Linked DNA regions of Mus musculus: region 2 is linked to region 1. Evidence: chromatin loops called from intact Hi-C (ENCODE). Cell type or tissue: gastrocnemius. All regions are shown on one strand. Each heading gives the region's core, and the rest is flanking DNA. Links, peaks and the distances in the headings are about the cores only. Region 1 overlaps Gm36920 (a long non-coding RNA gene). Region 2 has its middle 80 kb from the start of 1700025G04Rik.

The links. Hi-C counts contacts between places; a loop is a spot of excess contacts. Peaks named below come from ENCODE experiments on the same cell type or tissue, not always from the same donor. Only the 100,000 strongest peaks of a DNase experiment are listed, where the experiment ranks them.
Region 2: it touches region 1 in a loop (2.1-fold over the local background); 4 of 42 quality-filtered maps call a loop at or near these places.

What each region holds. Positions count from the first base shown.
Region 1 is chr1:152,212,158-152,228,114 of GRCm38, reverse strand. Gm36920 (a long non-coding RNA gene) reads left to right here. Exons shown (of 8, transcript XR_001779484.1): 6 at 1,325-1,383; 7 at 3,456-3,604; 8 at 13,335-13,807. Among named protein-coding and RNA genes, the nearest start is that of Gm36920, 70 kb to the left of the region's middle. In gastrocnemius, for the core only: no CTCF peak of the experiment used is centred there; DNase peaks (open chromatin) are centred at 7,084, 8,193, 10,526 and 11,505; H3K27ac peaks cover 2,287 bases.
Region 2 is chr1:152,162,368-152,178,324 of GRCm38, reverse strand. No RefSeq gene overlaps it. Among named protein-coding and RNA genes, the nearest start is that of 1700025G04Rik, 80 kb to the right of the region's middle. In gastrocnemius, for the core only: no CTCF peak of the experiment used is centred there; DNase peaks (open chromatin) are centred at 6,770, 7,058, 9,883, 10,366 and 1 more place; H3K4me3 peaks cover 810 bases; H3K27ac peaks cover 7,845 bases.

The DNA of each region.
Region 1 (15,957 bases), core at 3,681-11,680:
CAAGTAGTCCCTCAGCTTTGTCCTTCCCAGGCCCCCATTTGTATCTCCTGAAACCAGTATCCTGCAACTCAGGGTGGAGCTATATTCCTGATCTTCTGATTCAGTGTGGCTCTGTGATTGTACTTTCTCCCTATTGAAGGTATTTTTTACTTTGAGAGATGCTAAAGATCAATACAAGGTTTATGAGCCAGTTCAGGGCACTAGTGGACCCATTGCCAGATGAGCTACCCAGCCTCCTTGTGCTGGGTGATGAGCCTCTCGGTCTTCATCAGAAGGAAGCACAGTATGCATGTGGGAATCAGCACAAATGAACAGCGGCCAGAGGAGAACGAGCTCAGAATGGACCATGGAATCAAAGGGATTTGCTTTTGAATGACTTGTGGCAAACCGTACCATAAAGGAAAAATTGGGCCAGAGAACAGTGATTCTCAACTTCCCTAATGCTGCAACCCTTTAATACAGTTCCTCATGGTGGGGGTCACTCCTAAACCATAAAATCATTTCATTGCTACCTCATAACTGTGATTTTGCCAGTTATGAATCATAATGTAAACATCTGATATGGATATCTGATAATGTGATCTCCCCCACAAATGGGTCTCTACCCATGAGCTGAAAACCACTGTCATGGAAAAATATTGCCATTTCAGTAAGTCAAATAGCCCCAAACCGATCATTGTGTGGGAGTCAACATAAACGTTTTGTGGCTTGCTGACTGTTTCCCCTTACTTTAAGGATGAATAAAGCTCTTAGTTGTGATTTGAAAGTAAATTAAAAAGTGGTTTCACGATCTTTAAAAAAGATTTTGTGTGTGTGCATGTGCGTGTGTATACGTGAATGCAGATTCCCTCAGAGGCCAGAAGATGGTGTCAAAGCCCTGAAGTTAGAGTTACAGGTGGTTGTAAGATGCTCGCTTGGGAGCTGAGAACGTCCAAGTATCTTATTCTCTGCATGTGGGCCAGTTCCGGGTCTGTAAGTTAATTTCCATCTACTGCAAGGGAAGTTTCTTTGATGAGTGTTGAGTGATGCATTGATCTATGAGTATAGTAAAAAGTCATCTTAATGTTATGTCCTTTAAGCAAAATAATAGCCTTAGGTTCTCCCTTAGAGTCTATGACCTATCTAGCCACAGGTTTTTGGCCTTGATAATAATGCTAAATAGGGGTCACATATCAGCAAGCAAGCCTTCATTAGCTCTAACTAGAAAGAGGTTGGTTACTATTATAGCATATGCCACTACTGCACTAGTGGGCATGTCTTGTCAGGCCAGTCATGGTTACAGCTCACAAGAGTAACACTAATGATGACTTTTTTTTTTCTACAGTAATGTATATGATGCTTTCCAGCCTCATGGAAGCTAGCCAAGAGGGATGAAGTTCCCAGGTAAGTACCAGCTTGATTTATCCATGTTGTGTGATAAAATTATGTGGTGTCTTCAGCAATAGAGTCTTACCACCATGTTCCCAAGGGTAATCAAGGATATTGGCAATATCCTGCAGTGGTTGAAGGTTGCTAGCTTGCAATGTTTGGACCCCACTGCTTAACAACTCAAAGAGTGGTAGCCTATTCATAATGTTGTTTTTTTTTTTTAATTGGCTAGCATAAACTGTCTGGTAGAGTTAGAGGTGAGTCAAAGTCTCAAGTTACATCAGGAAGTGGAGGAGGATCTTATAGTGGGAAAAGCCAAAATTCATTGGGTCCCGGAGTCCAAATTTCTTATGCAGTTTGCTTTACAAGTAGTCAATATGTGTGTCTTAATAAGCTCCACCACATGTTCAGCTTTCATATTTATAGTTTATGTTCAAAAAATATTTCTTGGGCCAAATTAAATGCTTACAGTCAAAAGCTGAGTCACCCCATCCGTATCCTAAACACATGATGCGCACATGTGTGAGCTGTCACTCACACACACCCATCTATGGCAGTCTTCTTCTGCTATGAGCTGCTGAGTGTCTCTGAATCTCATTTTTCCTCTCACTAAGCAGATTCTTCAGTGAGCACACACTATACAAGAGGCCCTGTTCTAGTTTTTCTTTTAATTTCTCATGTACTTTATTTATTCAACTAAGTCTGTACACATTTTTCCAACATCTACTTTTGGCTGCCCAGAGATACAGAGGGGACACCTCTCCTTCTCTCCATGGACCTAGAGACAAGTAGACTAAGTAAGTCATACACTTAAGCAGCCCCAAACCCTGCTCAACAGTGTGGACTGGAGTCAAAAGAGTAGGGGAGCAAGTGGTATCTGAGGGAAACTTATTGGGAGAAGTGATGCATTCTGGGAGTCAAACAAACTCATAGAAAGCTCAGCCCGGTACCCTGTGCTCAGGACACAGTGCCAGGCATGCCGAAGGCTGTTACGATGCTTTGTCAACAGGCTCACACTAAATTGAAGATATCAGAAGGACAGAGAGTCTGCAAGACAGACAAGAAGAAAAGTAGGTGAAAAGTTTAACCAAAGATGTATGAAACCATGCGAGAGGCTGAGGAAGTAGGCAATGTAGTCTCATCACGACACAAATTTGGAGGACAATGTGGCAGGAAGTGGAAGTATCTGCTCATCCTAGTGAATTGCCCTGGGCTAGACTGAATACTGAAAACCTAAAGCCCACCCTTTGGGGGATACTGAAGAGACTGACTAATACAAGGGACCGGGTCTGTTTGGTGTGTCATTAGTGCATGTAGCACCAGATGAAGTGAATGTGACTCCTGCACATGCAGGGTGAGCGACAGGATGGGAGGTGGTCGTGGGGAAGAACTGCATGCTAGGTAAGTGATTTGGAAGTAGAGAGAGCCTTCTAGGCCACAAGTTTTGCTTGGCTATTTAAGCTATGAACATTCATCCCACTTTCTAAATTTAAAGTGAATGGTAACAAGTAATGCGATGAACTTATTAAAATAGAAATAGATGTTTGAAATATTTGTAGACGTAGTCGGGGCATGTGTATCAGTGACAAAACAATGACACCACTGGTGAGTGATGATGGAGTAGATGGGTTTTCTGTGAGTGACAGCTCACACATGTGAGCATCATGTGTTTGGGATGCAGATGGAGTGACTCAGCTTTTGACTGGCATGAAACTCTGGGTTCAGTGCCCAGTACTGCAAAATTAAAAAGAAGGAAAGGAGGAAGGGAAAGAAAGCTAGAGCGCACATACAAGAAAGCAAGAAAATAAAAAAAGAAAGAAAGCAAGAAAATACATATCTATTCTAATATCACAGCCTAGGACAATATTCCTTGTGGTTTGAATGAGAGTGATGCACCCCCCTCCCCACCAAACACACACACATACACATTGGCCCATATGTTAGAATACTTGGCTCCAGTGGTGGAACTCTTTGGGAAGGATTAGGAAATATGTCCTTGATGGAAGAAGTGTGTCGCTAGGGGTGGGCTTTGGGTTTTCTAAAGATTCCCATTTCTGGTGTATTTTCTCTCTGCCTCCTGCTTATAGATCAAGATGGTAACAGAACACTCAACTGTTCCTGACACCATGTCTCTGCTTGGCTATCACAGACTCCAGCCCTCAGAAACCATAAACTCAATTAAACACTTCCTTTAGCAAGTTGCCTTGGAAACGATGTGTTGTCCAGCAGTAGAAAGGTAACTAAGACACACTGACTTTGACTGGATATTAACTTTGGGTTTAAGCTTCTAGAGAATCAAAAGGATGAAATACAGTACAGGGCTACTCTAAACCTTAATTGTTGTAGTATTTTTGCTGGAACTAAATTCGGAAAGAAATTTGAGCAGTGGCTGTTACCCAAGGTGCTAACCATTACTACCCCTGCGGTTTTGTTCATGTCTGACCTTACGTTTTTTCTGGGCGAGTTCCAGTCTGCCCATCAGGTCTTAAACAACCCTTGTTCTCAGACCTAATGGAAATGTGGCTCTCATTTCACACTGGCTGGCAGTTTTCTCTTGATCACATTTTAAGGTTGTGTCATCAGAATCTTAGGATAAGTGGGTATGGACAATAATTCATGCAGAATCTGCCTGCATTTTTTTTCTGGAAAAGTAATACTGAATATATTGCCCATTGTTCATCCAAAAAGTGATGACTGGGGACCTGCTGTGCAAAGGAAGCTGTTTAAGGAGGAAATGACATGGCCAGGAGCCAGACAGATAGAGTTCTGGTTTTCACATGGCTTTTCTTTGTGAAAGAACAGACAACATATAAATTAAGTGGATTGTATGGTGTCAAGTGCTGGTCAGTTCTGGGAAGGAAATCAAGCAGGGCAAAGAGATGTGTCAGATGACTTGTCCCAGAGGCCTCCTGTGCATGGCTCAGTTTTCACCTTCCATCTTTTTATCTGGCTATGTCACCTTTTCCTTAGCAACAGAACATGGAATAAACATGACAGAACCAAATACCTTTCACCAAGTTGACCATTAAAGATGTCAGGAAGACATCCTGCCACGATTTGAAGCAGGGGTTCTTGCCAGATTGCTCGGAACTAAAATAGCCGTCTGTACCGGCTAGATCTTTTCAATGGTAAACCTAATTTTAACCTGAGCTTCTAAATTCGAGCTCTCTCTAGATTCTATTACAGGATGCAAGAGTGGCTACTAGAGTACCTCCCATCTATACAGCCCTGGTACAGGCCACAACTCCATCACTTATGTGAACTCAGTGAAAGACAATCTGGGTAATTGTGTTTGAGACTGAATTGTGATCTCCTGAGACCCCAGTCCCAGTTCATGTAATAGAAACCATCTTGTAGATGAGGCTTTTGGGAGGTGACCAGGCTTGAATGAGGTCATGGGGATGAGGTCATGGGGATGAGGTCATGAGGATGAGGTCATGGGGATGAGGTCATGGGGATGAAGTCCTCGAGTTGAGATACCAGAAAGTTTGCTCTGACTTTTCTTTCTGACCCTTGAAGACACAGCAAGAAAGCAGCCACCTAGAAGTCACAAGTGCATTCCTCAACAGAACTCTACATGGAGTAGAACTCAACATAGAAAAAGGCATACCATAAGTGCAACAACTAGCTAGTTGGACCCTGGAGCCAGACTGCCTATGTCTACATACTAGCTTCAAAAATTTCCTAGTTGGATAATGTCAGGCAGGTTACTTACCCTCTCTGAGATGGTTCTCTTCTTCCTCATCATTTATGTATGTATGTATGTATGTATGTATGTATGTATGTATGTATGTATGTATGTTGAGATGGGGGTTCTGTGTAGCCTAAGCTAACCTTAACCTCACTATGTATCTGAGAATGACCTTGAATTTTACCTAAGTGCTAGGATCACAGCCATGTACTATGTTTAGCTCTGAGATTGACCATCTTATCTATAAAATGAGGGTAATAGTAGTAAATCCCTTCCTGGGCTTTGAGAAGATTTAATTAGTTAATACATAAGTAATTCTAAGAACATTTCTAGTACATAACATTCAGTGAATACACATTATTATTTTTACAACTCCAGTTTATAGCAAGGGTATTAAGAATTTGAGATGTTAAGTTACTCGTTGAGAGGCATCCAGAGAATGGGTGACAGACTCAGAGTCTGGATCCAATCTTAGTTCAACTGGGCTCTTCCTGCTAGCACCGCCTCTGTCACCATCAGTGGTAACTATAATGATGGTACTTCAAAGATCTAGATGCCAGTAGACACAGGAAAAACGATAGAAGCATCTGTGAAGATCTTGGGTTACTCCCAGTCCCCATGTGTCAATCAGGTACTGTGACAGCAGAACAAACACAGCTAAGGGGTTTCCTGCTACCCATCATGCAATCCACACCTTTGCTTGTCTGAATCCTATCTGAAGAACTGTGAGGGAGTCATAGACACAGATGAGAGGTTCCTAGTCTCAGCGTGCAGGAGGAAAGAGTAGAAAATGCAGAAATGATCACCCAATAAAGAGTAGGAACAGCTGCTTGGGTCAGGACCCAGTCACGAGACCTGAAACAAGAGGAATTGTTAGTTGGTCCAGAGTAGTACTAGACACAAAGATTTTGGTCAAGATGCTGTAAAAGTGAACAACAGAAGTTCTCTAAAGAAAACATCACAAAGTCAAGACCTAGAGAGTGGCCTAGTGAGATAGCTCAGCCAATAAGGCACTTGCCACCAAGCACAAACCTAAGTTCAAGCCCTTGGATCCACACAGGGGGGTTGGGGGGAGGACTGACTACCACAAGTTGTTCCCCTCCATCTCCACAGTTATTTGGTACTCGTGTACCACTCTCATACATGAATGAATGAATGAATGAATGAATGAAATTAGATGCTTTTAAAAAGCTAGAGAGTGAGGGTATCTGAATGATACTCCCTGCCAAGGCACTGAAATTCAGCGAAAGTTCTGTAGCAAGTTCTTCATTAAAGATTTTGTTTTTAATTCATTTTTTTCTTTTCAATACATTTTTATTTTTGTGAGTGTGTATGTGTTTGTGTGTGTACATGTGTGTGCGCCTTCTTGTGGAGGGCAGAGGTTAACCATAGAGCTTGTGTCCCAGAAGCCATCCACCTTGATTTCATTTTGCCGCTGTTTGGTTGTGTTGTTGTTGATGTTTTATTTTGCTTTGGAGATGAGGTCGCACAATTGCGAACGGAGGCTTCCCAGAAGCTCCAGGGGCTCATTTGTCTTTGCTTTTCCAGGGCCAGGGTCACAGATGCGTGCAGCCACACCTAGCTTCTTACATGGGTGCTGAATATTGAACTCAGGCCCTCATCCTTGCCTGGCAGGCATTTTACTACCTGAGTCATCTCTCCAGCCCCCTCTGGTGTTTTTATGGGGAAAAAAAATCTAAACTTGACACCATCACACTATAGAATCCACCGTTAGCTCAGCAAGTGAATCATGCCGAACTCAGTCAGGGGATGTTAAAGTACAGCTATTTTAATGCAGTGATTTTAATATAAAGAACTGTTAACTTGATACAGTTTTTAGCTTAGTGATTGAAAGTGTAAAAGTCGATGTCATATAGACAAAACCTGTAGGAGATAGCTGCCTCGTGTTGGTGTTTCTCTGGGGAGCGGGGGGAAATAAAGAGGCTGCTTTCTGCCAGAATTGGAGAAACTGCAGACCGGATTCAGCTGCTGGGAAAAGGGGGTGGAGAGGTACCACTGGAAGGATGCCGGCAGGCGCAGGAGACACCAGGAGCAGGAGACGCGCCAGACACTAATTGTTTAGATGGTATTAGAACAGCAGACCCGAGCTCACTCCAGGCACAGTGTGGCACAAGGTGGTCCTTTCTTCCACCTCCAGTCTTGCAGCCCCTCACTAGGGCCACTTCTGCAGGTTAGCAATGGCAGTATAGATGCAAAACTGGGGTGAACATAGATGCCAGGAAGCAAATAGGAATATAGGGCACCACAAGACTGCTCAGGCTTGAGAGGAGAGATGGGCTAGAGATAGTCCTCACTAACAGCAGACAGAAAAGAGCTCACTGGTTCCTCTTGAGATGAGCCTCCAAAGATGATGTCTGTTGACCAGGTAGACATGCTCACTGAGGAGTACATCCCATGTAGGACGAGCAGTCTAGACCAAGACGTGGAAGTGGGAAGGAGTAGGGTGCATGTTGAGACTATGGAAATAATTTGACACAGTTAGACTATGAGATGCAAGAAACAGAAGATGTGAGAAGGCATAAGAACCCTGGGCTCAGCAAGGGCTAGATCATGAAGACTAACTAGTCTGTGACAATTGAACTGTTGAGCCCTATGTCCGAAGCCACAAAGAGCGGGTGGGTAGTGTGAACAAAGTTGTGTTTTTGAAGGCTTATTTCTGACCATTGTGGAGGATCACATGGGGAGGAGCAAAGGAGACCAGTTAAGAAGCTACGAGAAAGTCCCCATCGGGCAGTGGTAACCAATACTGGAAGAAATAGTGCCAGTGGGTGAGGACACAGACTGTGCAAATGCTAATGGGGTAGAAATGAGAGATATGCTCTAGTAATATTTTTATTATAAATTCCCATTGTGGGGTTGCTTCCCACCTTAGTGGTTTATGTTCCTGAATGTGAGACACACACACACACACACACACACACACACACACACACACACACACACAGCTTTTATATTCTAATTCGCCTTAAGCAGCACAATAGCAGGGGAACGGCCTAGCCTCCATGTTGCTAGAATCTGCCTCCCACAGATAATTCTGAATTACTACTTACTAATGTCTACGTTCCATCTTGGCTGCTCTGGACCCAATTAAGCAGCCCTCTGGGCCACTCTTTCTTGGCCCCAAGCCCAGGGATCTCTCCTTGCTTCCCTACCCCGTGGCGCTCTCTCTCTCTCTCTCTCTCTCTCTCTCTCTCTCTCTCTCTCTCTCTCTGTCCCTCCTCCTCCTCCTCCTCCTCCTCCTCCTCCTCCTCCTCCCTCCCTCCCTCCCTCCCTCCCTCCCTCCCTCCCTCCCTCCCTCTCCCTCCCTCCCTCCTTCTTCCAATCTCTCTATCTCCTCTCGACACATTCTCCCAAGGTAGGGCAGGTCCCTCTCTCTCCTTCCTCCTGGTCCCAAGCCCAGGAAACCTAAAACCCCACCTCTTTCTCTCCTCAGTTATTGGCTACTGGCATCTTTATGTATTAATCAGAATTAACTGGGGGGCAGGTTCCCAGAAGCTATGTGCAGACCCTCTAGTGCAAACTGTTCTTTGGGGACCCAATCAGCATTTGTAATACAAGCTGCTACAACATACAAGTCAGGTCAGGACAAAAGGGACTGTCTATGCCATGCCTGGAGTGGGCTCCTGGAGGTGCCATTCTCCAGGCATTGGCCTTTGGGTGAGGGAGAGATAAAAAGGGCTAAATGTGTGACAGGCTTTTCAGATCTTGCAAATCAGAGACAGAACATTACCTTAAAAGGCAGCTGAGTTGTCGCTGACCTCATCTTGCATGGGACCTTAGTCTTCAGATGACATCAGTCATTGCTTTTCTCAAGAGATGTGGTTCACTGTCATGATGGAAGTCATGCTGCAGGTCCAGGGAAGAGCTCTTGGATTTGTGACTCAGACAAGAGGCAGTCCTCCTTTCTCATTTCTGTTCTCTTCCTGTGGTTCACAGGGTAACGCTCAGGTACATGATGGGAAGGAATATGGCCAATGGATTGGGGGGTGGGGAACTGGCAGATGGATAGCTTTGTCCTGCACTCATGATACACTCCTTAACTAATTTCCTTCTCATCCGGAGTCCTGCCCTGAGGAGACACTCGGGAAACGCCCTTGGAAGTTGTGCTTGAAGTGAACTCAGATCTCAGAAGATGGTGTTGCTGCAGCTCACAAGTTCCTGAAGTCTGCTGATTACAGCCTGAACTTGCCTTTCTAATGAAATATTGTCTCTATTGAGAGAGCAAGCCACACACAGGTGTCACATAGAGCTTGCGTGACAGCGGGGCTGTTCTGTTTCAGAAACTCTAGAGCATCTGTCCCTCCTTAGTAATGTCTTCTTTTTACTCCTGCAAATACTTCGATTTCATGCTTTGAATGTAAAGATGAGGGGCGGGGATTTGTGAGCATGTAGGGGGTCCATGTATATCCCAGAATCAACAGAAGGCTACTTCTGCCTATTCTTCAACCCATGACTTGTGTTTACACTTCTGTACACAGCCATTCAGCATTACTCTCTCCACAAAACCCAGCGGAAACCCACTGATCTTTCCCACCCCAACTTCCCAACTTCATAGGCATCCTCTAAGCTTCTCCAACATCAGGATCACGACTCTTCAATGCTTGGGTGTCAATAGTTCTTGGGTGTCAGATTTCTGTTTGAACAATCTGTATGACAGTGTAAACCCAGGAGGTCAGGGGTCTCTTATTTACCTGTGTACTCAGCACTTATAACAACAGGCCAGTGAGACATCACTACCCACGTTCCCCTGGGTCACGTCCCAGAGTCACCATGGATAGACTTTGTGACTCATCTATGGCCTTTGTTTACACCCAGGCCTCCTAGCTCTTAAAAATCTCACCTCAGAGCAGAAGGCCTTAAGCTAGCTGCTCCCTTTCTTTGTTTGACCTGTTTGTCTCCTTCCCACTGTGAGCTGCTCCATCCACTGTACTCTATTCACTGACCCTGCCTTCCAGCACCACAGACCCCTCAAGGTTATGCACACCCTTGGTTAACAATGTACAGGGCTTTCTGCAAAAGAAATCAGCAGGCTCAAATATCAATGTGTTTGGTCCATAAACAAGTACACACACACACACATACACACACACAATAATAATAATAAAATAACAACAATAATAATAATGATGATGATGATGATGATGTACAAGTTTGGAGATTGGTGTGGTGACTCTACAACTTCCTTTATTAGCAGAGTGGAGCTTTGTTTGATTTCTGAAATGTGTCTAAGATCGAGAGCAACTGAGTCTCAGCATTTCACACCAACAGCTACATCCCAACCTTGTTTGGTGACAGGGCAGGGTGCTGGGGGGTTCCCATAGAGCATTATTTCTTCCTTAACCAGGCCCTGAGTGTTTCTGAAGATTTGAAGATGTGTTTGAAGGATGCTATAGACATCTTGGCAAGGCTGTGCTGGTTTATTCTTCCCACTTTGGAAAGCAGCCAACACTACCAGAAGTGGAAAGCCTGCGTGGAGAGAGACTTCCTGCTTTCCTGGATGGGGCAGTGTCAAGGCCTGACATCTGATACAGCACTCAGTTCTTTTCCCTTTTAGGTAGACCACTCTGTCCTGAAAAGTGAGGAAATGCCGGTGTCGCCCCCTTTTTTATGCTGCTGGATTCCAGGAACAGAAACAATCTGAAAGAAAAGCAGTTAGAAAAAATTCCATTGCCTAGTCTCTCTCCTATGTCCTCAGGTACCTCGTGTCTGAAGAGAGAGGAAACAGGAAGAAAACATGCCGTGTAATTTTTACCTCAACTCTACTGTGCCGCTCATGTTCACTGGCACCCATTCTGCTAGGACAAACCTGTAACATCTTACTTTTGTGTCCCATATCAGATTTTTAGCAAGAATGTGTATTATAGGAAGTGAAGCCCCTCTCCCATCATACATTTTAACTGAGCATATCCTATGTGCCCAATACTCCCTGACTAGGGAATCAAATCAGCACCATTTCCCATGTTACCAATAGTTCTAGGGTATACACCATTCTCATTAACAATTTGTAGCTGTTCAATAAGAAAGTCACCTAGACAGGGTGGTGCATGTCTGCAGTCCCTGAACTTGGAAGGTAGAGGCAAGAGGATTAGGAGGTTAAGCCTCTCCTAGGCAATAAGGCAAGTTTAAGAAAAGCCCAGGCTACATGAAACATAGTCTTAAAATAATAATAAAGATACATTTCTTAAGTTCTAGAATCTTTGGAACTTGAACAGAGGCTGGCCCAGGGGATCCATGAAGTTTTTACTGACCTGAGTTTTCTGCCTTTAAAGGGTATGCTTCATCCTTCAGCTGGCTTTCCTCATGGACTCACCATGATTCTAGCAATTTTACGTTTCCCATCCAAGACTACATCATGTGGGAGAGGCTATTTCTCTTCTAAGCATTTTAATACAGGTCTCAGAGCCATCTCTGAATCTTTGGCAGTGGCTAGGCAGCAGGCTGTGCTAATTGGCTTAAGCAAGTGAGAGAGTCCTGTCTGGAGCTATGGATGAGTTCATTTTCTCCCGATATATCCAGCATGAGGCATTAGGCAATGACGAATATAGAAAGAATAATTTGGATAGTGTTGGGAAAGGTGCAGGGGAGAGAGTAGTGTGTGAGAGAGTAGTGGTAGAATCACTCAGACTTATGGCTGTAGCTTTGTTCGCTTTTGATCCTGTCCTATGACCCAAAGCCTGTCCTGCCACACAGTGCTGTGCTCGTTTAAGGTTCCAGCTGAGCTCCCAGACACATCTTTTTTTTTTTTTTTTTTTTTTTTTTGGTTTTTCGAGACAGGGTTTCTCTATGTAGCCCTGGCTGTCCTGGAACTCACTTTGTAGACCAGGCTGGCCTCAAACTCAGAAATCCTCCTGCCTCTACCTCCCTAGTGCTGGGATTAAAGGCGTGCGCCACCACGCCCACGTTTTTTTATCCAGAGTCTTTACATCTCTCTCCAGAACTCTGCCTTCGCTCCATCTTTCCCTCTTTTCTTTGTCATGTCCTGACATTCTGTTTCAGTTTGATTCCACCCTTCAGGCTGTTTCACTACTACCACCACCAGTCCTCCCCCTGGCAGGGTTGTTCTAGGTCCTGACAAGTCTTCTCTAGCCATCTGCTAAGTCCCCTTTCCCTATGGTACTTCCACATAGTTTCATTCTCATGCATCCGTTGAAATGAAACTCAGGTAATAAAGTTCATGCCACAGGTCAAAGAAATGGCACTAAGAGCAGGTGCCATGTGTCCAGGTTATGTGGACACCAAGCTGTGTGTGTCCTGCAGAAGTGCCTGTGATAGGGCTCTTCCACTGTAACACCAATGGCTCCAAACTGGCTTTAAAAAAAAACAAAAAAAAAAACAAAAACAGAAACAAATCAGTTGGAACTCAAATGCTGAAGTCTTGAGTTTAGGGTCTTAAATCCAAACCATGAAGTTAATAATGAAACTCAGTCACATAAGAATCTAACACAACTCTATGTGTACAGATATCTCAGTAAGAACCGTCCTTGCAAGTAGAGACACTTATTTAATTCTGAGGACTGGAAATACCCTTCTAAGTTTCTTGCACATCTCTGAGATTTGGTAATCAGATATGAACACATTTTAATAATTGTAGAACAATTTCTAAGCATTGTTCAAAACTTAACACCACCACCACCACCACCACCACCACCACCACCACCACCACCACCACCACCACCATCTACAAAGTGATCCATCTAGATAATCCAATTTGGAGTCACTTCAGCCAGTATTTTTTTTTCTAAGAACTCTTCCCTGTCATTTCGAAACAATTATCTAAAAAAAAAAAAAAATCTATTTTAGAGACATAGTTAGAAATAATAGGAGTCAAGAAAGCTACCAGAAAGAACAGATTGTTACTTCTTATGAAAAACGAATGCTTTAAAAACTTTTTCTAGTCAAAATATTAACAAAAAAAATTGTCCAGCCTCAAGGAGTTGCACATGTCTCTGCCAGACATTTGTCTGCCAATGTTGATACAACTATTTGGGATCAGTATTGTACAAAAGAGAAAAAAATACAAAACGAAAACTTCATAACTCCATCAAGACAGTGTTGTTAAATGGAAGCTTGGATGAGTGGATGAATGGATGGATGGATAGAGAGAGAGAGAGATGGATAGATGGGTGGATGGGTGGATGGGTGGATTGCAGGTGGATACCCAATTAAACAAAAGAACTAAAATACTAACGGTGGAATTTAGGTGGTGTGTTTATGAGTGCTTACTGTAATTATTTCAATGTTTCTATACACTTAGAAAATTTCAAAACCAAGATGTGCATTTGAAAAGTGATGTTGAATCCTAAGGAGAAGGATGGATTGGGAGAGCTCACTGCTCACGCTGCAGAGATGGACAGACAAGGAGGGCATTCATGGCTCATGCTGCAGACAACTGGAGAGAATGCTATAAACCAGGCATGGCTGGGTAGGGCTGGCATCTCTCACTGCACAGAACAATGGCTGGACATGAGACAGACTCTGGGAGTGATTGCCAGAGATGAGTGATCAACACAGTGAGTGGAGGGTCAGTTCTTACCATGTGTTCCTCCAGGGCAGCCAGGGTCCCCACTCTCCTAATTCTCTAGCAGGGAGGGAAGAAAATGCTTTGAACTGTAAGCACGTTGTCTAGATTCTGTCCTTTACCTTTTGTGACAGGCTTAAAACTGTGTGTGTGCGTGTGTGCGTGTATGTGTGTGTGTGTGTGTGCACGAGTGCACCTGTGCTTGTGTGTGTGCGTGTTTGTGTGTGTGTGTGTGCATGTATGTGCATGTGTGCCTGTGTGCACACATGTGAGTACATGTGTACATACTTGTGTGTGTATGTGTGCAAGCTCTTCCCTTTTCTAGGAACAATCTTCCTGGATTTTCTAGGAACCTCAACTCTCCATCAGTTCATGTGGACTCAGAGTGCAGTCCTACTGGAAAAAGGCATGGACACATGACACTACCGAGGCCGGGGTGCACTCTCTCGGGTAACTTTGATCTTGAGTGATCAGCCTTGGATGGAAAACTGTTGGCACTGAAACCATGGAAGGCAGGAAGAATGCATGTAATAGTCGCTGCTGCTTTTAGACCTCTCTGTGTTTCTATAATTTAACTGAGGACTGTTTCCATTGCTTGGGAAGAACGCTGACAGGACTGAGGTAGTTCCCACTTATCTTGCCAGGGTTCAAATCCACAGTCTTGTATGTTCTAAGCATATGCTGTGCCACTGAGCTATAACTAACCCAACCTTTTATATAAGGTGACAAAGAAACAAGACAGAAAAATATTACTGAATTGTAGCTACATAGTCCTATATCTGAAGCTGATCGTGCAAGATAAATTGTTAAGCATGGTTTCCTTCACCCACATCAAAACCATGCTCTCCAGTCCTTCTTCTGGATTGGGGTTCTCATTTGTAATATTACTTGTTAAGACACTGTTACTGTTGAAGTTCAAAGACCTTAGCTTTGTCTGTGTTTGCCCAAATGTTCCTGCTTCATGTCTCAAGGGTCTGCTCTTTCTCTAGCCTCTCCACCTTAGTTTTTGAGACAGGATCTCTTACTGAATCCACAATTCTCCATTTCAGCTATATTGGCTTACCAGCAATCCCTAGGGATCCATAGCAAAACAGACATTGATGTCATAATTCTCGGACCCTAGATTGATCCTCTCCTCTAGGAAACATTTTCAAGATAGTCAGCAACTTTTGAGAACCTTCACACAGATTTTCTGCATTTTCTGTTTGTGTCCTGGCTAGACTTTCAACACTTTTAATTTATCTATTTATCCATGCATAACATTAATTATTGACAAAGACAGTCAGGTTACATCACAATATTAATACTTACCATTGTCACCATACCAACTAAGGTCCATAGCTAATTGATCTTCATCTTGCCTTCCATGTGCATGCATCCCAATCTCTGTTACTGTTAATAAGTTGAGTACCACATCATATATTATCTCCATGCTATTTTCCTATATCAAAGAGATTCAATGTATTCATTAAATATATTAGCAATTTGTATCAGTTTCCTGTTGATGCTGTGATCAATTACTACATATTACTGGCTTAGAACAACTCCCATTTATTATCCTATATAGCAAAAAAGTCACTAGGCAAAAACTAAAGTTTCATCCTTCTTGGAGTCCTTAGGGGTAATAAATATCCTTGATTTTTCCAGACACTGACTTCAGATGCTCGTGGTTCCTTTCTGCTTTCAAAGATGGGAATGGCTCTCAACCATTCTTCTAGAGCATCACTGATGCTATTGCTTCTAAACCCCTCTTCATTTTTAAGGACACCTTTGATTCTATGGCGCCTATCTGAAAAGCCAGGATAATCTATCTTTAAGTCAGCTAGTATCACTCTTAATTCCACATACAAACATAATCCCCCTTTCCATATAACATTGCATCTAGGTACAAGGATTAGGAGGTGAACATGTTTTAGAAGGCTATGATTCAACTTACCATAGAATATATTCCCACATTCCAGTTTAGAGGTCTTTTGTTTGTGTAGTCATTTTTAATGGCCTCATTTTATTCACCTGGGCCTTTTAAAACATATTTGGTTTTATTTGTAAATATGTATATGGATATGGGTAGGTGCACATGAGTGTAGGTGTCCATAGAGGCCAGAAGAGGGTGCCCTGGGAACTAGAGTTACAGGGGGTTTTGAGCTAACTGACATGGGCACTTGGACTTAAACATGGGTCACCTGTAAGAGAAGTGCAGTCTCTTAGTGGCTGAGCCAAGTGTTAGCCCTTTATCTGGATTTGCCAGAAAACAAGTGGGAAATTCCAACGGGATGATTGGAAAAGATGTAATCAGGGAAGAATTGCAAAGATGAAGCAAGGTAAAGAACATAGACAAAGTAATTTTTAAAAGTACCTT
Region 2 (15,957 bases), core at 3,005-11,004, 49 kb after region 1:
GGATCTGACTGTTAACTTTGGTTTTGCAGTCTCAAACTGTTGGGTTTTGCAGCTGGGACACATTGCAAACTGTTGGTAATCAAGAAAGCAGAAGGGAACAGAAGGGTGTCTGTGCCTTTGATTTGGAGAACTGTGATTTCTGGCACATACACACTGTGTGTGTGTGTGTGTGTGTGTGTGTGTGTGTGTGTGTGTGTGTGTGTGTTGGCCTCTGCTGGAGAAAGCATCCATTTCCCTTTGAGTTTTCCCCATGTGAACTCCTGACACTGCCACTTTTCCATCCCGCTGCCTTGGTGATATTTTGGATGTGATCCTTCCAAGGCACCCTTGCCAAGCAGGAGAGAGGCAGCATCATGAGAGGAAAACAGGAAGGCCTGTGCACACCTGGCCTGCTCTAGCGTAGAGCAGTTCTACAACTTGCTAAGCTTCGAAACATGGGAACCCATGCAACTGCTCTGTCCAAAACTCAGACATAAAATACCAATATTCAAGAGCTCTGTTAAATGAGACAAATTTGAGGGATGTGACCCAACCGTTTCTCCATGAGTGTTGGCTATTTCAGAGCTATGTTGGTGATATATCATCCCTCATCTGAACACATGCTGGTGATGTGCACTGCTCATCACTTTGGCTACAGTTACATCCCTCGACCTCTGAGGGATGGCCACTGTTTCATTTATTCTTCCTGCTGGCAAGAAAGCAAACAGAAAGCTAAGGAATCCCAGCCCCTTGCTGGGATTTCACCTTGGCCGGCTCTTCAGTAGCCTCACCCCCGGGGATTATATAAATATTTTGTGTTCCCAGAACCTTGATCAGGCAATGTCCCAAAAGAGCTCTGCCTGTAAACACTGACCTAAGCAGTCTGGTTTCAGACATTGTTAGTCTAGAGGAACTGCGATGACCACCAGGAGCACTTCTCAGCAGTCAGGAGCAACCCTTGGCTGTCAGGAGCACTCCTCGACTATTGGGAAGACTCCTCTGACTGTCTTTTAAGGAGATGAGGGTGGTGTCACAGACACTCTGGTCAATATCAGCTAATGGAATACATCCTATCTCTAGGCCAAGTATCAAAATGATCTAATCCCCAGGGTCTGCTGACGGCTACTTAGGCTTTGCTCCACAAGGATTACAGTTGCCTTTTGACTTATATCATGACACTTTAGTATGAGAAAATGAGGGCAGGAATCAGCTATCCGATATTGAAGAGGGTGGTTCCATGACAGTCAGCCATCAGGTCACAACTTAAAGATAACCACCAATCTGGGTCTTGAAGATAAAGCAGAAGCCAAAATGATGAGTGCGGCTCTCTGCCTCAAGACGTGGATTGAATGTTGTTTGGCAGGGCAGGGATCTGCCTAAGGGAAATTCCATGAACCATCCATCATTGCACACAGCTGCAAGACCTTTCCAAGGGAGATCTGAACACATGCCTATTCCCCCCTGAGTAGTGCCAACATAGACATTGTTCCACCCAAGTCTAGCTTGGTAAACCAGAGAGTTTGTTGAGGTTATTTATGAGAACATTGACAATTCACTGATGCAGCAGCATGGCCAGGAAACCCACCTCAGCCTGGATGATAACTCGTGAGGGCTGTATTCCTAATGTCCCCCGCAGGATTTACAGGCAGCTCCACCAGAGAGTCCTTGCTCCCTCAAAGGCTGTTTACTGCTTACCGACCTTGGGGATCCTGCCAGTTTCTAACTTTCTGAGCTTCCTGAGTCCTAGGTGGCCTCCCTCCTCCTTTCGGGAAGTATTGGTTCAGTTCAGAGGAAATAGATAGACAAGACGCAAAAATGAGAGGCGTACAGACATGAGAATACGAGCAGTGACCAAAAATAACAGGCAGAATGCCCATTGGTGCGAATGGATCCCTATCTTAAAGGGGCACAGACACCTATTATTGGAATTCATTTGGTATTGCCTAGAAAATAAGCAGATTCTGATTATGTAAATGCTGCTAAATTGACATTCCCACAAGGGCCAAGACTGAGCAAAACACGTCTTTAGTTTGTTTTGTGCTACACCTACTACAGAGCTACAGGCACAAAGATGTTGAATATGGGACACTGTCCTAAGTTTGCTGTGAAGGGTGGGGCCAGGCAGTAAGTATGGAGCAATCACAACTCTGCTTTCCGAGATATATTTTAACTATCTTCATAGATGATTCAATTAAGCTTAACATTGGGCTTCAGTTTATCGGCTTAGAGTTAGAATCCAGAAGTCTTCTTCCATAACAGACACATCAAGGAAGCTGAAAGTCTTAGAAAAAAAAATGAGTTTTCAGAATGCCAGAAGTTTTAGCATCTCAGGGTGGGAACCAGACTGAGCCATGTGAAATGGGAGAATGTGTTCAAGTTGTCAAAAATAGACCGGAAGGTCATGGTCAGAAATAAACCCCTGGAACAAACAAACCAGGACCTGGGACACATACCTAGAGTATCAGGATATCAGAGCAATCGTCCCTGTATACTCAGACACTCCGAGCCCTTGGAATCAAGTGTCTGATTCCAGGAGGCACAGCTGATTGGGACAGGGGGATCTGGACCAGCTTCAGAGGAAGGGCTGTCAAGATGGTGGCAGGACTAGAGCATAAATACTGCCTGTGCAAGAAGAAGTCAGGATGCTGGTTCCAGTAGCTGTGGGATTTTAGCCATTTGGCTTCAAGGAGCTCTGTTCCTACATCATCAAGGTGAGGACAGTGGGCTGGGTACCCAGGTGCTCCATGATCACACAGCATCTCTGTTAGTGCAGAAACTGAGGATGGCCCCTTCCCTTCATTTCAGTTCATTAGCTGTTACTCACCTCTTCCTTCCTCATGGGATGCATAATAAGAGAAGAGAGACTGAGGCTACTCAGATACTTTTTGGATGCAAAGGCATGGCTGGCCAACGCCTTTGTCCAATCAGAAAGAAGGTGTGCAGCTTGCATGTGCTAGACAATATTTCAACACTGAGCTATAATCTTAGCCCTAAATTTATATCTGATCCCCGATCTTAAGAAATCAGCAGCTGCCTCCATCCCCTAAGATGTTCTACTTTGTCCCTACCGTGCTACCATGACCAGTGAGTTTTCTTGGATCAGAAGAAATGGGGCAGACCAGTTATCTACTCATCCAGTCATCTGTGTGTAGCACATCAATGACAAGGCACCCAGAGACACGGAATCCATTTAAAATAGAAAGGAGGCACACCCAGAGCAAAGCCCGGCCTTGCTAGTCATGCACCATCCTTAGCCAGAGGCTCTCTGGCAGGTTCAGTGGGCCAGTCTCCAAGAAGCCCAATAAGGCGCCCTGCCTCTGATGGCCTTAGGGTGACATCTGCCCTTGGTTGTTCTGTGTTTCATTTCTTTGGAGAAGCAAAGGACAGAGTGAGAGTGAAGTGGACCAGGATGAGTTAATGACTTAGAAGCAGAACCCTAGAGTCTACAACTCCCATTCCTCACTGCCTGGCACGTGAGCAAATGAGCCTGGTTCAAAGGCACATCAGATGACAGGACATGGTGGAATGCCTGTTGATAAATATGATCATTTCATCTTTTGGTCTAAGGCCAGTCTGAAGGTCCACCTTCTGGTAGTGACGTTGCTCTAAAATAGTCATTTATCAACCCTGGTAGCCACTGCAGCCATCTAGGGAGCTGGCTCCGTAATGAGGATGCTCAGGCACCATCTGCAATGTAGGAAACCAGGATCTCTGGAATTCAAGAAAGACTTTCCTTACGTGACAGATTGTACCACAATGTGCCGTATGCTTCCAGTGGCTAATTAACTCAAAATGTACAAAGCACTAGAAGACTCATTGAGGAAAAAGAAACCTCCCCTTAGAAGACTATATCCTAACCTGTACCACACTCCTTCTCTCCTGTGGAATTACTGTTGATTCACACCCCTGAGAAGTGTGGTTTGATGGCAGCTAATCTTTGAATGCATGGTGGACCCGAGGAGCGTCTGGCCCCAATGAAGTGTTGGGTGAGAACAGTTGCTGAAGAGGGAATTTGTTTGGTTGCTTGTTTTGTTATTGTTGCCAGCATGGTTTGTTTTTGTTTGAGACAAGGTTTCCTGTATCTTGAGCTACCCCTGAACTCACTATGTGGTAGAAGACAAGTCTCGAACTTCTGATCCTCCTGATTTTGTCTCCCACGTGACCACGTGTGGCTTATGTGGTGCTGGGGACTGAACCCAGGCCTTTGTTCTTGCGAGGCAAGCACTCTAGCTAAGTTCCATCCCTAGCCCTCGAATCGGTTTGGTATCCACTTACTCTGCTGCATTTTCTCTCAGCCATTGCGGTTTTGCCATAGTGCCTGGCACTCAGTATGCTTTCAATAACCAGTAAGACTGTCATTAATCTCTACTGAAAATTTCAGCCCTCTAAATCCTCATTTATGTTTTTGTATTGGTGGGCATTGAACCCAGGGCATCATAGACAAAGAATTTACCCCTGAGCTACACTCCAAGTCCTTGGTTGTCCAGATCTTTAGATAGCATTAGGATAACTGATTTAGATATGAGCCCTTATGGATATTATAAGGGCTGCAGGCCATGGTGTGATTTTACTTCCAACAGCACTGTCCCTGCCGTCTCCTCTTTCACACTAACCCTGAACTCACATTTGTATCCTCCCCAAAGGATAGTTTTGCCTTATCTGTCTCCACCTTATTAAAGAGTTCAAGATCAGACTGGAGACATGGCTCAACAGTTAAGAGCATTGGATGCTCTTTCAGGGGACCTGGCTTCAATTCCCAGTCCCTATATGGCAGACCATAACTGTCTAGTTCCCAGGGGATCTGAAACCTTCACACAGACATCCATGCAGGCAAAACACCAAGGACATTAACAAATAAAGATAAATTTAAATAAAAAATAAATTTAAAAGAAGAGTTTCAGATCCATCCCAGGAGAGATAGTGAAAATGTCTTCACTCTTTACAACAAATTCCAATGCTGGTCCTTTTAATTCCACTTAATCCTGGGTTGTGATTAATATTCCTTTTTACTTATCTTTTAGGTGATAGATGGGGTTGGAATGTAACTTATCAAAGCATTAAGCTGGCACACAGATTGCAAATCACTCAATGCTTCAATCATCAGTCCCCACATCAAAGCCCTGTGCCTCAGCCTCGTCCACCTCTGTCCAAGCTTCTGACTCCCTTCCCACTTCCGGCTCCTTCCCTGGCTCACATCTCCCAGCCATTGCTGCAGGCCGCTGCTTGGATAGCCTTCCCAGGGACTCTCCTGTCTTCCTGGTCTCTACTGTTCTTCCCTATGACCAGACCTGCCAAAATGTATTTGTGGCATTTGAATGCAAAAATTGTGCTTATTTGTTTCTGGATTACAGCACTAGCAGTTTACAGATATATAATGAGGTTTTTTAAAATCAATATATGAACTTACTATAGAATTATCTGGTCAATGTCCAAAAATACTATGTTCAGAGACCAAACATTTTCTATCTCCTCAAGAAAGACATCAGCCTTCCCTGCTAAAGAGGTCTCTGAGGTGGATAGATGACACCCTTTTTTGACTCCATGCACTCTCTATGGTGGGCTCTTTCTTCTCCTTCAGTGTCAAGTCTCCTTCTGAGCTGTCTGCTCCTTCCTCCGTCCTACTTGGCTGTCCCTCCTTGGCTGTCCCTCCCTTCCCCTTACAGTGCAGTGCAGACCTCCTTGCTTGCCTTCCCTTTGTCCCCTGGCATCTTCAGCCAATTTTGCAATCTACCTTCACCACATAGAGACGGGCCTGCCCCTGCCTTATCTGAGAGCCTCTGATGTGCCCTAATAATGTTTTAGTTTTCCTGCAATTCCCCTATGGTTGTTTCCTAAAACTCCTCATTGTTGGCCTTCATTCAGAGTACTGAAATGTATTTGCCACCCTTGTTCTTGTTCAATCACCCCTTACCATGGTCTTCTCAATCAGCTGGCCTTCTCCCTTCCAGACATCAGCATACCCTCTCACATGCAGACCTGCCAGCCATGTGGCTTTGTTTAGCTCCACACTCCACAGACTCTGCCCTTCCTTCCACCGCATGCCCAGGTCTTACCTCTGCTCAAGGTTCACCCCAATCCATCCCTTCCAGCGCTTCCAGCCCCCACCCACACCTTAGTCACCACCCTTTCCCTCTGGACCATTAGCTCAGAGCGTGGCCTTACACGGGGTACAGAATTTTAGAAGGCAGAGATGAGATCTTGCAGGGTGTTGGCAAGCAGACAGATCTGAAAAAAAAAAAAAAAAAGAAAAGAAAAGAAAAGTGTCCTGCAGAGGTAGTTGTATGTTCTTTAATTCAATCATAAACTTTAGGAAAAGAGAAAAAAAATATAGACCCTGTGGAGGTTGTCTATGAGGATATTAGACTGCCCGGGCCTCATGGCTTTGGGCTTTTTTATATGTTAAAAGGGGGCTACTGAAAGTTTTTGAGAAAAATCTCAGGTAGCAAATTTTTGCAGAATTCTGCAGCATCTTTCCCTTAGGAGGCTGGAGAAATGAATATTTGGCCCAAGGCAATGAATTTCCTTTTTGTTTGAAATGCTAGACTTGAAAGAAAGATGTCAAATTAAACTGAAAAAAAACCCCACGACCAAACATCTCAGATAGTCAGAAACTTGCTCTCTAATGTGTGGGATTTTGCTAAAATGTATAATGTTTGCATGTTTCTGGCGTTGTCATAGAAGCAAATGGCACGTTTTGAGACTGTGGATCTCATCGGGTGTTTCCAGGCTAGGACAGGATGTACTTTCAGCTGGTGGCGGTGGGGAGGGTTCCTGGAGCCCTGACAAGGGCTCCCTTGCACCTTGCTGTGTCAAAATGCTCAGAGGTGAAAGGCTGGCGCGGACTCCAGCATGAACAGTTCTTTCAACCTTCATCGAGAGTGCCCACTAATGCAAAAAACAGACGAAGGAGGCCAGAATCAAAAGGGAGCCATTGTCACCCACAACTCCATTTGCATTTATTTATTCAGAATTCATATTAACTGGCAGCAGCAGCTTGTGCTCATTTTCTCTGGATCATTAAAATCTGTTCATCTGAGCCGTAAACAAAGGCACGGATGCCCAGGTAGCAGCTCGAACTACCCGGCAGTAATTGCGCCATGGCTCCCCTGTAGCAGCCCACAGGCTCATAGTAGCTCAAGACTGACGAGCGTGCTCATTAAGCAGGTGTGTCTTAAGTGTGACCTGCAGAAAGACTGGAGGCACTTAGGACATTGCCATGTAGTTCCATGCTTGGCCTAAACTGGTAAAAAAAAAAAAGAAAAGAAAAAAGAAAAAAGAAAAAAAAACAGAGAAATCATTACAAATTTAGTCTGGATCATATAACAGTAGGACTTGTGTGATCAGAGCCTGACACAGTACTCCAGCTTCTGATACCATGGGTTGTTAGCGATGAGGACAAAGTGGAGTGGAGGGACTACGCAGAGAACCAGGGCACAGAGTGAAATGGAGCACGTGCATGTTGATAAAATGTCATGTAACTGTACGACCTGAAGCTCGAATGCTGGCCTGTTGTGGTGACTTACATCTGTAGTCCCAGCACTCAGAGGATAGAAACGTGGGTGTGGTACTGTTGGGCTTCCTGGTCCATTAGCCGAATCATTGAAACCTCAGAACTCAGAAATGGAAGCCAAGAAGATGAAGAGGACAAGGCCTGCTTGTGCTAAATAATACAACTGTTTTTTTTTTTTTTTAAGAAAATAAAAACCCAGTCCCATGGATTAAATGTTGAGGACCAGGTAAGTACTGAATGAAGACAAGACCGATAGTCAGGAATACGGCAAGAAGAGGAAGTGAAGCTGTGGGTGAAAGGTAGCCAAGAGCGAGACTTTAAGAGCAGTGGCTGATGGGCGGTCCTTGGAGGAGAGTGACCCAACATTAAATTTCAGATTCCTGCTGGGAAGGAAGTCCCTCCAAACCTGACCTAAGGCACAGAGTCTTTCTCTAGTCCTGAGTCCTTCAGTGTCTCACAGCATAAGAGATGCTCAAAGATCATTTGGTGAACAGAGCCCTCAGAGGTAATTAAATTCATATGTTTAAGTGAAGCTGAACCTGAACAAATTGGCCACCACAGTCTGCTTCCATGCCGTTCCCACAGGCTCAGGCCACATGGGATCAGAGGACTTTTCTTCTTTCTGATGAGTTCATACTTACCTGGTTTGGGGGAGCATTGTTTGGTCGTTTTGTTATTGCTTGTTTACTGGGTTTTTTCTGTTTCATTTTGCTGATATAATACACATGTATATGAACCTGAAATGATCACAAAGATAAATCAGAAATTGCTTTCTCCAGAACTACGCACATGTTTCTCTATTGATCTGGGAGAGGCCGGGATTTAGCTTGAGAAAATCGGAATGGATCGTCGTCGCCCCTCCCCATACATCACTTTTAGGGAACAAGGGGACATTCTTAAGCTTGGGTAACGATGTGACCAGTCTAGAAAAAGATCCAAGAATAATGAGAATGGCTGAATGAATGTTTTTTTTTTTCCTCAAGCTAACCAGCCCCTGAAAAGGACTCAAGTAGCTCAGGCATGTGCTGAATCCCCATTTCAGAAAGGCGAGCTAATCTCCTCTGTGCCTGAGGGTCTTCATCTGAGGGACAGAGATAAAGAGCATTGTGAGAATGCAATGAGTCATTACATATGGATGCTTCTAGAGGAGGAGTCTGATGTATACAAGACTCTCCCTCCCTCCCTCTGTCTCTCTCTGTGTGTTCACATGTGCGTGCGTGCGTGCGTGCGTGCGTGCGTGCGTGCGTGCGTGCGTGTGTGTGTGTGTGTGCTTGAGTGCCTGCGTGCTGACAGTATGCAAACGCATGCTCATATGTGTGAATGTGCATGCGAGGGCCATAGGTCTAAGTCGGTTGGCCTCCTCAATTACTCTTTACACTGTGCATTTAAGACAATGTCTCTCACTGAATGGAGCGTGTTGGTTTGGCAACACTGACAAGCTGTAGGACAGCGGACAGCCAGCAAGCTGTAAGAATCCTCCTGTGTCTTCCTTCCCAATGTTAGGTGACAGGTGAATGTCCACAAGCTATTTTACTTGGATTCTGAGTATCAAATCACTTTACCAACTGAGGCATCTCTCCGAGCCCCCTAAAACTTTTGGCTAACACTAACTTTCATAATTTTTTTTTGACACGGTTTCCTTTCCAACCTTGTAAAATGAACCTGCAGAGCATGCTCGGAAGCTCCCTCCCCTTGGGGACTTAGAAATAATACTACTTCCTATGCATATATTATGTTCAGGACATCTGACCTATGTCTAATCCGATCTTTCACAATAGTCCTATGAGATAGGCATTATTCAGTCGGGAGTCTGAGGATCAGAGAAAATATATAACAGCCTCACCTAACAAGGAAGGGAGCAGAGATTTTGACTTTAGGGCCAAATGAATCTAAAGCCACTGGGACTTTAGGTCTGCGTAGAAGTTTGCTTCATGTGCTTCCGGTTTACATTATGTCCCCAGCATAAATAAATAAATAAACAAATAAATAGACAAATAAGTAAATGATAAACAATATGTCTCATTTTACTACACTTTCCGGCTATACACTACAGAAACTGCCAAAATGAAATTGAACTTAATTTACATAAGTACATAGGCCAAAGACCATCTTTGATTGACTTATCTCACACGGATTAGATGGCTTGGTGCCTCTCTAGAACTTCTGCCTGAAATCCTGCGATTAATTGGCCTTGTGGCTCTAATCAGAGGAAGTCTGTTTAGTTCAAGTCACATGAGGGCATTTTCACTCCAATTATAACGTCAGCTCTAAATCTGTTGGTCTGTCACAAAGGCACAAGTTTAAACCCAGTGACGAACTTGAGCTGTCACTGTTCCCCAAGTAGAGACATCCTCAAAAGCTTATCTGAGCAGAAGGTCAATCCAAAGGCCTGGAGGTTTGCCCAGCCCCACTTCCCTGCCCAGCTGAAAGCAGAGAAGCTCACAGACACACAGCTGAGAGGACTGTATCTGTGGGGTCAGCAAGCTAAATTTGGAGTAGCCAGGCCAAGTGCAGACTCTGTAGCCAGCCAGAGCCGTACTGGACATATGAACCCAAACAAGTACAGCAGCACAAGGAAAAACTTGAATGAAGAAGTGTTAGAAATGATATAAAAACAGAAAAAATGCAAAACAGCTTCCCAGTTCAGCAGGGATAAGGAAACAGACCCTCGGGGGTTTATTCTTCCAGATTCTTGTGCTATTCAGGGTACCCAGAAGGATTCCCCACTGTCTGCAACAGTACCGCAGTTTCTTGTTTTCTGAGCGCTCAGAGATATTATGGTAAGTGCAGCGTGCCTTTCGCTGGTCTCAGCAGTGGATGAGGACATGGCTTAAGCACATGGCCGTGGTTGGGAAGGCTGGGTGAGGCTCCAGAGCACCCACAGACATGTCACTCCAACCAAGTGTTGTCTGCCAAAGAGCCACCCCCTTCTGAGAGCTGATAGCCTCATCTGCCTATGTGGATGTCTACACCCTAAGCCAAGGGCACCTTGAGTCTGGATGTACCATGGTGCCAATCATGACCACAGGAAAAACTCCCTTCCTTGCTCTAGTGAAGCAGAAGCCCTGAGGAGCCCAAAGCCCTTCAGTGGGTATTTCCTATTTTCCTCTCCTGTGAGCCTTCTGTAATGTAAAGGGCCATATTTGAGAGACTACAGGGGGATCCCGTCTTCATGTGTTGCTGCCATACTGGGAAAGAAACTTCCCTAAATGTTCCACAGTAGGCATCACATATCGATGGCCTCAGTTTGACACATGTAGCTGTGTCTAAATCCAATATTCATAGGCGTGCTGGCTAATTTTATGTCAAGTTGACGTGGGCTAGAATAGTCTGAAAGGAGGGAACCCCAATTGAGAAAACACCTTCATAAGGCTGAGCTGTAGGCAAGCTTGTGGAGTATTTTCTTAATTACTTAATTGGTTGGGGAGAGCCCAGCCTATTTTGGGTAAGGTCGTCCTTAGTCTGATGCTCCTAGGTTCAATAAGAAAGCAGGCTGAGCAAACCATGGGGAGCAAGCCAGTGAGCAGCATCCTTCACGGCTGGCCTCTGATGATCTGCTCCAGTCTCCCAGGTTCCTGCCCTGAGTTCCTTCAGTGATGGACTATGGGTGTGGAAGGATAAGTCAGATAACCCCCTTCCTCCCAACCTGCTTTTGGTCACAGTGTTTCATCATAGCAATAAGAACCCAAACTAAGACAATAGGAATGTAATTGTTATAGTTGTTAACCTTGTCTAATTAGCATCTGTCTTAAGCAGGGGATGGGGCCAATTTCTGCAGGCCCACACTCGACTAGACAAAGGTTAGGAGGAAGGTTCTGAGGGGACTGGCATTGGAGAGCAGTGAATGGTCCCCTGCACCTCCACATTCTACAGATGTCGATGGACCTTATGCCCCAGATAAAGCTTTACTTTCTTGCAAGGAATGCCACTCAAAACCTGGGTCTTGCTATTCCCAAGGAAAGTAAGTTCTTCCTCTTATGTCCCCATCCATTCAATTCCCTATTACATCATCCTTTTCCTCTTCTCCTTCTCCATAGATTCTGTTTTTCATCATCTCTCTTCCCCTAGGCACTAAGGTTTCTGATCATGAAGATAGTGTACCATTCATTTTGGAATTTTCAGTACCTAGGATAATTTCTGTGGTTAATACATATGCTCTAAATTTCCTTCTATGAAGTGAGGTGATAGGGAAGTGGGGGGAGGATACATATACATATACATATATCATATATCACATATCACATATATCATATATGTATACATACATACATATAATTTATATATATATATTATTTATGCCTTGGAAAATTCTCTTGCTAGGTCTGTTTTGGCCTAACCAAGAAAAGGAGAAGACACACATTTTTAAAGTAGAAGAAGAAGCTGGTCTCAGCAGCACACTCCTGTGATCCTATCCCAGGGAGGCAGAAATGGGAGCATCCCCTGGGGCTTGCTGGGCAGCCAGTGGATTTGAGTCTGCAGGCTCCAGGCTCAGTGAGAGACCCTGTCTCAAAACATAAGGGGGGAGAGAGTGATTGAGAAAGACACCCAATGTCAACGTCTGACCTCTACATACATGTGCGCACACACTCAAAACATGTTCACACCTCGTCACATGTATCCATCACTCATCACACACACACACACACACACACACACACATACAAACAAGCAGGAGACAACTCCATCTTTTAGTGAGTTTTTAACATGCCTAATTAACAAAAGAAAGAAAGAAAGTAAAGGACTCCAAGAAGGAATATTGCCTTGTGTAAAGTACTTAACACTGCCTCTCCTGCACTCCCACAGCCCACAGGGCCTGGAGGGAACTGTAGCATCTTGGACCTTAGTTGCCTGTGCTCTATTAATTCAAAGACAAACATATTTCCCAACTTGCCCAAGGCTCTGGCAGGGAAGACTCGGATCCCCGAACACGGGTCATCCTAGTGCGGCAAGAACCAGCTGGGTTTTCAGCTATGTGGATGGAGCCATCTGTTTTGCTTGCCCACATAAAAATATGCACAAGGACTGTGCAAATCAGCAAATCCACAGCTTCCCGAGGACCCAGCTGGGATGCGCCCTCCCTTTGGGGACTCATGAAAGGTAAATCCAGTGTCAAAAGACAGAGGGCCAGCAGTAAGGCTAAGGAGCCAACGAATCAGACTCCATCATCTCTCCCTTGCCTTTGCCTGGACTGCAGCCCATCTGGCTACTTAGCCACATGGCCATTGTGCTTGTGTAAGGGGCACAGTGGTGCATGCTGAGTGCCCGGAAAATTACCAGCAGCCTCCTGCCTCTCCCTCCACAGGCACCAGGAGCAGATCACATAAGAACTCCCTTCTCTGATGTTCTTTGGTCTGCTGACTGCCTAGTCCACCCTTGGTCGTTCATATAATGAGCCTGGTGAGTCCAGGTGGCCAGGAATAGAGAGGCTTTTTGTATGCTGGTCTCCGAGAAGGGAGCCCTTTAGCTTTTCCCACATACTACCCTCCCCCCACTTCCCTATCACCTCGCTTCACAGAAGGAAATTTAGAGCTGTCTTGGCTCCCTGGTTAGCACGGAGGACAGTGGATTCCTCACTTTAAAAAAAAAATGAAGGAAGGGAAAACTGGAATAAAATGAGGATGCTGTTAGCCTACCACCCAGGTGCAGATGGTGTTTGGCAGCCCAAGACCGGGCCATGATTGAGAAGAGCGTCTGTCTCCAAACCATTACAGTTAATTATCTCAGAGTTACAGATTCATCAGCAGGCAGAGAGCCAGCTCGAAATCCCCTGGGAAATTTCAGATGGATTAATAAGCAAAGGGACGTGGCTGTAAGACAGCTGATGTTCTATAAAGAAATGATATCATTATTCCTATCCCTCACTCCTGGACCCAATGCTTGCTTCTACTCTCCTATCGGTGAAGACATCTGTCCAACGGGGGTCTGGGTCAGGAGAAACCGCTTTGTTCTCGGTTGTTATCTAGTAGCACAACTGTGCTCAGAACAAGACTTGTGCTTTGTTATGGCTCCTGCTCATGTAGGAAAACATGACTTGACCTGGTCATCTGCTTGTCTCTGTGGCTTTCCCTGTTAAGATGGTTCTGCACAGAAACCCCACCCCACCCCCAGAATCTTTAACCAAGGCAGAATGAAAGGGCTCCCCCTCTAGCTACATACAGCTATGCTCAACAGGAGCCAAGCAGGAGCATACCTGACTCTGTCCGCAGTCTCGGGACATCTGCTCATTACAGGCAGCCCCTTCCCGGACTCAGAATGCAACCTCCCTTTCTGGGCTCTTTGTCTTTGTGTTTCCCACCTAAGGTCCATATCACTTATTCCTGAGGAGCAGGAAAGGCCCCAGCAACTTTGACACCGTGTGATGGGCTCCAGTCACGTGGAGAAACAGAAGCAAGAAATGACATGCATGCCCCACTGATGTACAGCTCTGCCAGCAAACCTGCTGACATCTCTCTCTCCAACACCTAGGGCCTGGATTTGTCCACGTTTGTTGGGTGTGACATTCCTCTTCCTCTAAGCCTTCTCTCACTGTCCAGGCCCCTGGAAACATAGGTAAATGAAACAGAGGAGCTTGGTTTCAGAAATGAAATGCACTCTGGAAGGGAAGAGAAACGCTAAGATAGCTAAGTCCTGTGCAGGGAAAGAATCCTTGTCCAACAGCCACATTGCTACTTGGAAGTCTGCATTTTATAGCTATCCCTTTCTTCTGTTTCTCCATGTGACTCAACAGAGAGACAAAGTTTCCAGGATCTAGAACTATATGGAAATGATGTGGAAATAATTTGACTTGCTTATAGAAGCTAAATCAACCAGGCAACACCTCTTGGTAACCGGAAGTACCGGTGAGTATTGTCGATTCTGTGGCCACACAGGCGTCATGACAGCTATTCAGCTCCTGCTCAATAGCACAAAGCAACAGTACATAGACCACACATTTAAAAAATGAGTGTCAGTTTAAAAAAATAATAATGTTTCAATAAAACTTCATGTATAAATTAGACAACACTTGAGATTTTATTCATTATGTGTCAACAACTTTTAAATATAAAGTTACAATATATTTTCTCTGTCTGAGTAATGTTTAACACTCATGGATGATGGTAGCTAGGACAGGAAATCTGGGTTTCTTTCCCCTGATTTTTTTAAACAATAATCAAAATGACAATGTAGAGCAATTTCAGGAAGCAAAATATACATTACTACTTGAACGCTCAGCTTGGTGAGACTGTGTGGACATGGTGAAGTTATTTGCTGTCCTAGACGTCCCATTTTAGGGAGTAACACGCAAAGTTATCTAGATTACTTATCTTATTGAAAAGCTGAGTATAATATAAAAGCAGTCACCTAAAAGCATCCAGGGTTAACAACGTAGACCAGAGTTACCAGACTCCATGCAGGTAAAATAGGCAATACACGCAGAAGCAAATACTGTCCTGATGCAAGTTCACTTCAGGAAAGTTGGCTGCATTCTGAGAGCTTCTTGGAGTAATTAGGACAGTCAACAAGGGCTAGATCTTATGTAAGTCACAAAATGCATTAAAAATTCATTCTTACAATAAATTTAAGACTCAAAGTAAATTTCTGGAATAAAAGGGAGCGAGAAGTGATGAATGTCTCCTGTGGACAAGCAGATAGAATTCACATCGCCTTTGGATCAAAGACCCTGAAGCCCGGAACTGGACATTAAAGGAGTCCTCCAGGCGTCTTCAAGCATATAGAGGTCCTCTTTGGAATCATTCATTTCATCCTAGATCTTAAAATTGTTTTCCAAGTACCAAGACCAATCAAAGAGTCAAAGAAAAAAAACACCATGATATTAACAGAAATATTTGTAAATACTGTAGTCTAGTGAAGCCAGATACAAATCATACTGAAAAAAAATGCTTGCTATTCTTAGAGGGGGGAAAAATCAGGCTTCATAGAAGAAAATGGTTTCTGTTGCTCTTTTGGGAGGAAAGGGGATGAGGCAGGGTCTCACCATTCCGCCTTGGCTAGCCTGGAACTAACTCACTTTGTAGAATAGGCTGACCTTGAATACACAGAGAGCCAGTTGCCTCTGCCTCTGGGTCATGGGATTAAAGGCATGAGCCACCAGACTCTGCTAAGAAGGCATTTTTCTAAACCCTGTTTTAGGACAGGAGAGACAGATCAGTCGATAAAGTACTTGTCACAAAAGCATGAATACCTGAGTTTGATCCCAGTATTTACATTAAAAGCTAGGCCTGATGGCACACACTTGCATCCCAGTATGGGGAGAATGAAGAAGGGTGGGTTCCTGGAGTTCACTGGCCAGCCAGTCTAGCTTAATTGGCAAGACTCAAGTCCCAATAAGAGACCCTGTCATAAAACAACAAGGTGGTAGACTCCTAAGGAACAACATCTGAGGTTGACCTCTGGCCTCCAAACTTATAGATGTATATCTGAGCATGCACATACCACACACACACACACAAATGATTTTCTTTTATGAA